Regions from separate parts of the Homo sapiens genome. Here region 1 is linked to region 2. The links are chromatin loops, found by intact Hi-C in ENCODE. Cell type or tissue: Calu3. All regions are shown on one strand. Links, peaks and the distances in the headings refer to the core of each region. The heading gives the core; the rest is flanking DNA. Region 1 overlaps NLRP12 (NLR family pyrin domain containing 12). Region 2 overlaps OSCAR (osteoclast associated Ig-like receptor).

Region 1 (4,377 bases), core at 298-4,297, 290 kb before region 2:
AATTAGCCGGGTGTGGTTGCACATGCTTGTTTTCCCAGCTACTCGTGATGCTGGAGCAAGAGGATCGCTTGAGTCCAGGAGTTTGGGGCTGCAGTGAGCCATGATTGTGCCACTGCACTCCAGCCTGGGTGACAGAGCATATCAGTGTCTCAAAAATTTAAAAAAAAAAAAAGTAAAAAAAAGAAAAAAATTTGGAGACCCACACAGCAGGATGACCATGTGAAGACAGAAGGCAGTGATCTGCAGGCCCAGGACAGAGGCCTCAGAAGAACTTAACCTGCCCACTCCTTGTCTTGGACTTCCAGCAGCCCCCCACCTGCCTTGAGAAAATAGATTTATGTGGTGAAGCCACCCAGTCTTTGGCACTTTTTTCCCCCCTGAGATGGAGTCTCACCGTATCACCCAGGCTGGAGTGCAGTGGCACAATCCCGGCTCACTGCAACCTCCGCCTCCCAGGTTCAAGCGATTCTCCTGCCTCAGCCTCCCAAGCAGCTGGGATTACAGGCGCCCGCCACCACACCCTCCTGATTTTTGTATTTTTTGTAGAGATGGCATTTTGCCATGTTGGCCAGGCTGGTCTCAAACTCCTGACCTCAAGTGATCTGCCCGCCTTCACCTGTCAACATACTGGGATTACAGACGTGAGCCACGGCACCTGGCTTTGTGACACTTTTTTATGGCAGCCGTAGCCAACGAATACACCATCCCGTGATAGAACCTTTGTGACTGATCCCCATGAGAGGCCACGGTGGGGACCACCTGAAACGCCCAGACCAGCCTGCACTCACCTCAGGTTCTGAAGTTTGCAGTTGGGGTGTCTGAGTCCTTGACAGAGCAGCTTCACCCCCCGGCTGCCCAGGGCATTTCGGTACAGAGACAGCTCTATCAGGTTTGGATTGGTGCACAGGGCCGCTGCCAGATGTTCACTGTAGGCGTCCAGCAGAACGGTCCTCTCTGGTCTGCTTGAAGGAAAGACAGGCCACTCTCTGGTGTTACTGGTGCTTGACAACTATGGCCTTTGCATGTCATTTCACCGTTTATGAAGCATGCTATCCTTTTTTGAGACGGAGTTTCGCTCTTGTTGCCCAGGCTGGAGTGCAATGGCGCAATCTCAGCTCACCACAACCTCCGCCTCCTGGGTTCAAGCGATTCTCCTGCCTCAGCCTCCAGAGTAGCTGGGATTACAGGCATGAGCCACCACGCCCAGTTAATTTTGTATTTTTAGTAGAGATGGGGTTTCACCGTGTTGGCCAGGCTGATCTCGTACTCCTGACCTCAGGTGATCTGCCCGCCTCAACCTCCTGAAGTGCTGGGATTACAGGCGTGAGCCACCACATCCGGCCAAAGCATGCTATCTTTTCATTTTTTTTTTTAGAGGGCCTTGCCCTGTTGTCTAGGCTGGAGTGCATGGTGAGATCATGGCTCACTGTAGGCTTGACCTCCCAGGCTTAAGCAATCCTCCCACCTCAGCCTACTGAGAAGCTGGGGCTACAGGTGTGCACCATCATGACCAGCTAATTTATTTTATATTTTTAGAGATGGGGATCTCATCATGTTGTCCAGGCTGCACCTGGCTCTATCTGACGCTCCTAATCATTGATAGTTGGTTTACTTGTTTCCCTCTTTATTATCTGTCTCCGTTCTCATTAGGATGCGTGCTCTCTTGGGACCATTGGCTTATTCACACAGTCTTCTGTCTACAGAAGATTGTTGGGTCCACCGATAAAAGGGATATAGAGGCTGGGTGTGGTGGCTCACACCTATAATCCCAGCACTTTGGGAGGCTGAGGCCGAGAGTTTGAGACCAGCCTGGCCAACATGGTGACACCCCATCTCTACTAAAAAAATACAAAAATTAGCTGGGTGTGGTGGCACACTCCTGTGGTCCCAGCTGCTCAGGAGGCTGAGACACGCAAGGTGGAGGTTGCAGTGAGCTGAGATTGTGCCCCTGCACTCCAGCCTTGGTGACAGAGCCACACTCTCTCAAGAAAAAGGGACTTAGTAATATTTGTTGATTGAATAAATTCTCCCAGACATCGACCTCAATTTAGTCCCAATGGGTGTTGTTTAGTCTTTGTGGCACTATTGACACTTTGGGGCCAGAGGGACTGTCCTGTGTACTGTAGGATGTTTGCAGCATTCCCGGCCTTTATCCACTAGATGTCAGTAGTATTATTTGCTTCCCAGTTGTGACCACCAAAAACGTGTCTCCAAACATCGCCAAATGTCAGAGCAAAATCACCCCCAGCTGAGAGGCACTGGTTAAGAGCATGAACCTCAAGGCCAAGGTGGGTGGATCACTTGAGGTCAGGAGTTCAAGACCAGCCTGGCTAACACAGCGAAACCCCATCTCCACTAAAAATACAAAAATTATCCTGGCATGGTGATGGGCACCTGTAATCCCAGCTACTCAGGAGGCTGAGGCAGGAGAATCGCTTGAACCCGGGAGGCAGAGGCTGCAGTGAGCCAAGATTGCGCCACTGCACACCAGCCTAGGAGACCAAGAGAGACTTAGTTTAAAAAAAAAAAAAAAAAAAAATCGTGGGCCGGGTGCAGTGGCTCATGCCTGTAATCCCAGCACTTTGGGAGGCCAAGGCGGGCAGATCACGAGGTCAAGAGATCGAGACCACCCTGGCCAACATGGTGAAACCCTGTCTCTACTAAAAATACAAAAATTAGGTGGGCGTGGTGGCGTGCACCTGTAGTCCCAGCTACTTGGGAGGCTGAAGCAGGAGAATCTCTTGAACCCGGGAGGCGGAGGTTGCAGTGAGCTGAGGTCACGCCAGTGTACTCCAGCCTAGGCAACAGAGCAAAAAAAAAAAAAAAAAAAAAAAACACACGAACCTAAGCAGCCCCAGGGGATACCCCAGGGATACTTACAGCTGCACCAACAGCGTGTGCGCTCCTGCGGAGCACCTCGCGCGGTCTTCCCCGTCCGCGCTGTAGGTGGCGCCATACAAGTGCAGCACCTGGGCGCTCCTGCAGCGCTTCAGACAGAACGAGGAGACCATGTGCTCCATCTTGGAGGCAATGTTGCTGACCACGATCACCTGGAAGTGGCTCAGGGCCTGCTGGATAAACTCCTCCTCCTGGATCTCGTACAAGCAGCTGAAGAACTCCAAGGAGCCCTGCTGCAGGGTGGAGCCGTCGCTCTGAGCTTTGCTTTGGATCCACTGCAACAGGTCCATCTTGATGTGCGGCGAGACCTTCCAGCAGAGACTCTTCTCCAGGTGGCTCCTGGTCTCCTCGTTCAGGAGTCCAAACAGGAAGCGGCTGGTGAGTGCCAGGAAGCTCCTTTCAGAAAACGCGTACTCGGTCAACAGCCTGGTCACGTCCTGGTCTGGGCCTGCCCCGCCCTCCCCCTCGTCCAGGATATAGTACATAGCTGCAAAGAATTCCTGGAAACTCAAGTGGATGAAGCTGTAGTACCTCTCACAGTTGATGTCCTTCTGGAAGATGTTCATGTTGAGGAAGGCAGAGACGTCTTCCCCGTCTAGGCCGTGCTTCCGGAGGTCCTGCTCCTCAAATAGGATTTTCTGATTCCAGAGCCCATCTGCCGCCAAGGAGCACAACCCTCTCTGGTTGGGTGGGGGCTGGAGGCGCGGGGCCCCCGGCTTGGGTTGCATCAGACTCAGCAGGTAGAGCATGTACACTGCAGTGGTGGTCCTGGACGTCTGTCTCAACAGCCCCCCACCCTCCAGCTGCTGCTGGAGGCAGGTACACACCACCCAGCACACCAGGGGGACGAAGCACATGGTGAAGAGAGGCTCGTTGTCCCTCACGTAATTGAAGACTTGGCCCGCCTGCTCTGCATTGTGGAAATACTTGTAGAAGTATTCCTTCCTTTCTGCCTCAGAGAAGCCCAGGATCTCCACATGCCTGGGGTGCTCCAGCAGACGGTGGAGCTTCTCCAAAGCCGTGGGCCGTGTGGTGATGAGCAAAGATAGCTCAGGGAGCAGCTTCTTCCGAATTAAGCTGTTAAGAAGCAGCTCCGTGGGCCGTTTCTCCTCCCAGCAGAGGCACCAGGGTCCCTGAGGATCGTGGAAAGAAGGCTTGAGCTCATCGAAGCCGTCGATGATGAAAAGGAGGCGCTCGGGAACTCGGATGAGCTCCTGGAGAGGCGCGCTGGGCTCAGGCCAGCAGCTGAAGATGAGGTCTTGCATGCTGCATTCCGTGGCACTCTGGTTCATCTCCCTGCAGTTGATGTAGAAGAGATAATCAAATCTGCCTTGGAAGAGCTTCCCGTCCGCCCAGTCCAGCATCACCTTGTGTGCCAGCATGGACTTGCCTATCCCTGCCGCGCCTTGCATGACCACGGTGCGCGGTGGCTCGGGGCGCTCCTCGTCTGGCTCAAAGAGGGTCTCTATCTTGATGGGG
Region 2 (4,377 bases), core at 205-4,204:
TTCAAGCAATTCTCCTGCCTCAGCCTCCCGAGTAGCTGGGATTACAGGCGCCCGCCACCATGCCCGGCTAATTTTTGTATTTTTAGTAGAGACGGGGTTTTACCATGTTGTCCAGGCTGGTCTCGAACTTCTGACTTCGTGATCCACCTGCCTCAGCCTCCCAAAGTGCTAGGATCACAGGTGTGAGCCAGCACCCCCGGCTTATTCCTTTTTTAAAATTGTTATTATTTCCCACAGCCACATATGCCGGGGAGGTTGTCCCACATATGTTCTACCAAGGCCCCTCTGGCACTGAGATCAAACCCCGGAAGACCCGCTCAGTCTCTCCTCCCGTCTTTTCAACACGTTAGCGCCCCCAGGTGGCTAATTAGACTTCAAAATTCAGTTCTTGAGGCGGGCGGATCACTTGAGGTCAGGAGTTCAAGACCAGTCTGGTCAACATGGTGAAACCCCGTCTCTACTAAAAATACAAACATTAGCCGGACATGGTGGTACGCACCTGTAATCCCAGCTATTCGGGAGGCCGAGGCAGGTGGATCACTTGAGGTCAGGAGTTCGAGACCACCCTGGCCAATTTGGCAAAACTCCATCTCTACTAAAAATACAAAAATTAGCTGGGCGTGATGGCGCACACCTGTAATCCCAGCTACTCAGGAGACTGAGGCACGAGAATCACTTGAACCCGGGAGGCGGATGTTGCAGTGAACCGAGATCACGCCACTGCACTCCAGCCTGGGTGGAGTGAGATCTTCTCTCAAAAAAAAGAAAGAAAGAAAGAAAGAAAAAGTCGTGCTTGATTATGCTTGATGGCAAAAAGGTGAGACCTTCCTTTCGGCACTGAGTCTGGTAGAAATCGGTGTTACAGGGTAGCTAACATTTATTGAACACTTACTACGGGCCAGTTACTGCTTTAAATGTTTTATGTGTATTACCCACTGACTCCTACAACAATCCTATGAAGTGGGTTTTATCAGTGCATCCATTTTACCGTCAAGGCAAGAGAGAGTTGGGGAAGGGCGCTTTCTGAATGCTGCTACCGTGTCCAGAGTTGGTTCCTTCCTGTGGGTTTGTGGTCTCGCTGACTTTAAGAATGGAGCCAGGGACCTTCGTGGTGAGTGTTACAGCGCTTAAAGATGGCACGGACCTAAAGAGTTAGCAGCAGCAAGATTTATTGTGTAGAGCAAGAGAACAAAGCTCCCACAACGTGGAAGCAGACTCTGGTGGGGTGCCGCGCTCGCCAGCTTTTATTCCCTTATTGTCCCCGCCCGTGTCCTGCTGATTGGTCCATTTTACAGAGCGCTGATTGGTCCATCTTACAGAGTGCTGATTGGTCCATTTTACAATCCTCTTGTAAGACAGAAAAGTTCTCCAGGTCCCCATTCAACCCAGGAAGTCCAGCTGGCTTCACGTCTCACTACTACCTTTCTGTAGCTGCTACTACTACAGTGAGTAGACGGCAGTGCTGGGATTCGAACCCTCTGTCTTCTGGCTTGGAAGTCTTAACCACTAATCGCGTCTTCCTTTCAGCTACTCCTTGGGAAAGGCCTGGAAAGAAGCTACAGCACAGGGCACAGCGGGGTCTAAGGACCGTTCCGCGGAGCTCAGCCAGCAGGACTGTGGGGCTGCAGGAAAGGACAGTCCAGCCCAGGGTCCCAGCTTCTCCGCCACTCAGGTTGGAAGTCTCGGGCTGCAGTGCTCCTGGGGCTCAGGGGCGGATACCAGCAGGAGCGCGGTTCTGACTGCGCCAGTCAAAAGTGACCAGCGCGCCCAGGGAGATGAGGACCAGCCCGGCCAGCCCCAGGCGGACTAGGTTCCCCCGGGTGTAGTCGGAGGAGCCAGAGTCTGCGGGCGGAGCCGGGAGAGAGGGGCCATCAGCTCCCGGACCCCAAAGTCTGGGCCCTGAACTCCAGGTTTCCAGCCCCTGGGGTGGACTTAGGGACCTGACTCTACAGTCTCAAAGTTGAGGGGGAGTCGATGGAGGCTTCAACTCCTGGGTCCAGGAAGAAGGGGCTGGGGCCTGGACTGCTGGATCAGGAAGGAGGGGCTGGGGGCCTGGAGTCCTGGGTCCAGGAAGGAGGGGCTGGGGGCCTGGAGTCCTGGGTCTGAGGGAGGAGGTACTGGGGCCCGGGAATCCTGGGTCTGAGGGAGGAGGAGCTGGAGGACTAGACTCCTGGATCTGAGGGAGGAGGGGCTGGGTCCCAGGAATCCTGGGTCTGAGGGAGGAGGGGCTGCAGGACTAGACCCCTGGGTCTGAAGGAGGAGAGGCTGGGGGCCTGGGCTCCTGGGTCTGAGGGCGGAGGTCCTGGGGCCTGCATTCCTGGGGCGGAGGAGGCGGGCCGGGCCTCAGGGCCCTCACCTTCCCAGCTGATGACCAGCACCTCGCTGCGCTGCGACAGCACGTAGGGCGCGGAGGGCGTGTGATAGTAGCAGCTGTAGGTGCCGGGGGCGCGGGCGCCCAGCAGCGTGAAGTCGGCCCAGGGCTGCGCGGAGTGGCGGTACTGCAGCGGGGCCGCCACGCCCTCGCGGTACAGCACGAAGCTCATGTTCCGCAGGCGGCCCGCGCAGCGCAGGCTCACGTTGGCGCCAGGACCCACCACCGGCCCGGGCAGCGCCACCAGCGACGGCCGCGGCAGCTCCTCTGCAGAGACGGGGTGAGAGTCCGGGGCCGCGTGAGCGTCTTCCGCTCGCTCGCTCGCTCTGTTTCTCCTTCTCCTCTGTCTCTCGCTTTCTCTGTGCCTCTCTCTCTCTTTCTGCCTCTCTTTCTCTCTGCCTGTCTCTCTCTCTGTCTGCCTCTCTCTCTGCCTCCCTCTCTCTCTGCCTCCCTCTCTCTGCCTCCCTCTCTCTCTGCCTCCCTCTCTCTCTGCCTCCCTCTCTCTCTGCCTCCCTCTCTCTCTGCCTCCCTCTCTCTCTGCCTCCCTCTCTCTCTGCCTGCCTCTCTCTCTGCCTGCCTCTCTCTCTGCCTCCCTCTCTCTGCCTCCCTCTCTCTCTGCCTCCCTCTCTCTCTGCCTCCCTCTCTCTCTGCCTCCCTCTCTCTCTGCCTCCCTCTCTCTCTGCCTGCCTCTCTCTCTGCCTCCCTCTCTCTCTGCCTCCCTCTCTCTCTGCCTCCCTCTCTCTCTGCCTCCCTTTCTCCTTCTGCCTCTTTCTCTCTCTCTCCCCCCGCACTGTACCTCTCTCTCTCTCTGCTCCCCTGTCTCTCTCTCTCCCCCTAGTGTCTCTGTATCTGTCTTTTCTTGTGTCTGTGAATCTGTTTGCCCGCCTCGCTCTGTCTCTCTTTCCCTATATCTCTCTGTCCCTCCCCCAACTCCCTTGTTCCACCCACTTCTCCTCCCCGACCCCAGGACCTCACCTGTCACCAGCAGCTCCAGGACATCGCTGGGCTGGGACCAGACACCCGGCCCCCAGTCTGGCCTTCGGTAGCAGCAGCGGTAACTTCCCCCTTGGGCTGGAGTCACCTCCTCCAGAAAGAATTCTGCCAGCTCGGAGGACACATCCCGGAAGAGAAGGGGAGCGATCTCTCCAGGCTTGAAAAGTCCAAATCTCCAAGCGGGTTGGGGTGCCCGGCATCTCAAGGTCACGTTGACCCCAGGGGTCACAACTGTAGCCGGCTGAGCTCCCAGCCATGGCTTAGGGTGGTATGAAGCTGGGGGGACTGAATAAACGGGGCTGCCTGGGTCCTCGGGCCTCCTGGGAGCCCCAGAAGATGAAAGGGAAGTTGGGGAAGGAGGAAAATCACCTTGGACAATTACTGCCCCTTTCTTAGCCTCAGTTTCCTGTTTGTAAAATCAGGGAGAGACTGGACTACAATCAAGCCTTGTTAAAACCAGGTGCAAATCAGAGGGGCAGGACAGAAACTTCTGAGCTTTACTCCACAGTTTGTAAACACAGTTTCAAAAGGTCAGGTCCCAGAACTCTGTAATTTTATTATTATTATTATTTTTAAGTAATGAGATGGGAGGGGGCGGTCTCCCTATGTTGAGCAGGTTGGTCTTAAACTACTGGCCTCAAGCAATCCTCCCACCTCGGCCTCCCAAAGTGCTAAGTTTACAAGCTTGTGCCACCACACCCAGACTTTTTTTTTTTTTTTTTTTTTTTTTTTTGAGGCAGGGTCTTGCTCTGTTGCTCAGGCAGGAGTGCAGTGGCATGTTCTCAACTCACTGCAGCCTCAATCTCTTGGGCTCAAACAGTCCTCCACCTCAGCCTCCTGAGTACCTGGGACCACAGGCACATGCCACTACACCAGGCTAATTTTTTTTTTTTTAATTTTTAGTAGAGACGAGCATTCGCTATATTGCCCAGGCTACTCTTGAACTCTTGGGCTCAAGCAATCCTCCCACCTCGGCCTCCCAAAGTGCTGGGATTACAGGTGTGAGCCACCAC

What was found. Hi-C counts contacts between places; a loop is a spot of excess contacts. Peaks named below come from ENCODE experiments on the same cell type or tissue, not always from the same donor. Only the 100,000 strongest peaks of a DNase experiment are listed, where the experiment ranks them.
Region 1: it touches region 2 in a loop (3-fold over the local background); 6 of 110 quality-filtered maps call a loop at or near these places.

Annotation. Positions count from the first base shown.
Region 1 is chr19:53,806,707-53,811,083 of GRCh38, forward strand. NLRP12 (NLR family pyrin domain containing 12) reads right to left here. Exons shown (of 10, transcript NM_144687.4): 3 at 2,881-4,377; 4 at 789-959. Among named protein-coding and RNA genes, the nearest start is that of NLRP12, 15 kb to the right of the region's middle. In Calu3, for the core only: a CTCF peak has its summit at 2,137 (motif pointing right); a DNase peak (open chromatin) is centred at 2,155.
Region 2 is chr19:54,093,516-54,097,892 of GRCh38, forward strand. It overlaps OSCAR (osteoclast associated Ig-like receptor), which reads right to left. Exons shown (of 5, transcript NM_133169.6): 3 at 3,347-3,649; 4 at 2,357-2,638; 5 at 1,153-1,842. The coding sequence ends at 1,706. Among named protein-coding and RNA genes, the nearest start is that of OSCAR, 5.1 kb to the right of the region's middle. In Calu3, for the core only: no CTCF peak of the experiment used is centred there; DNase peaks (open chromatin) are centred at 2,566 and 3,335.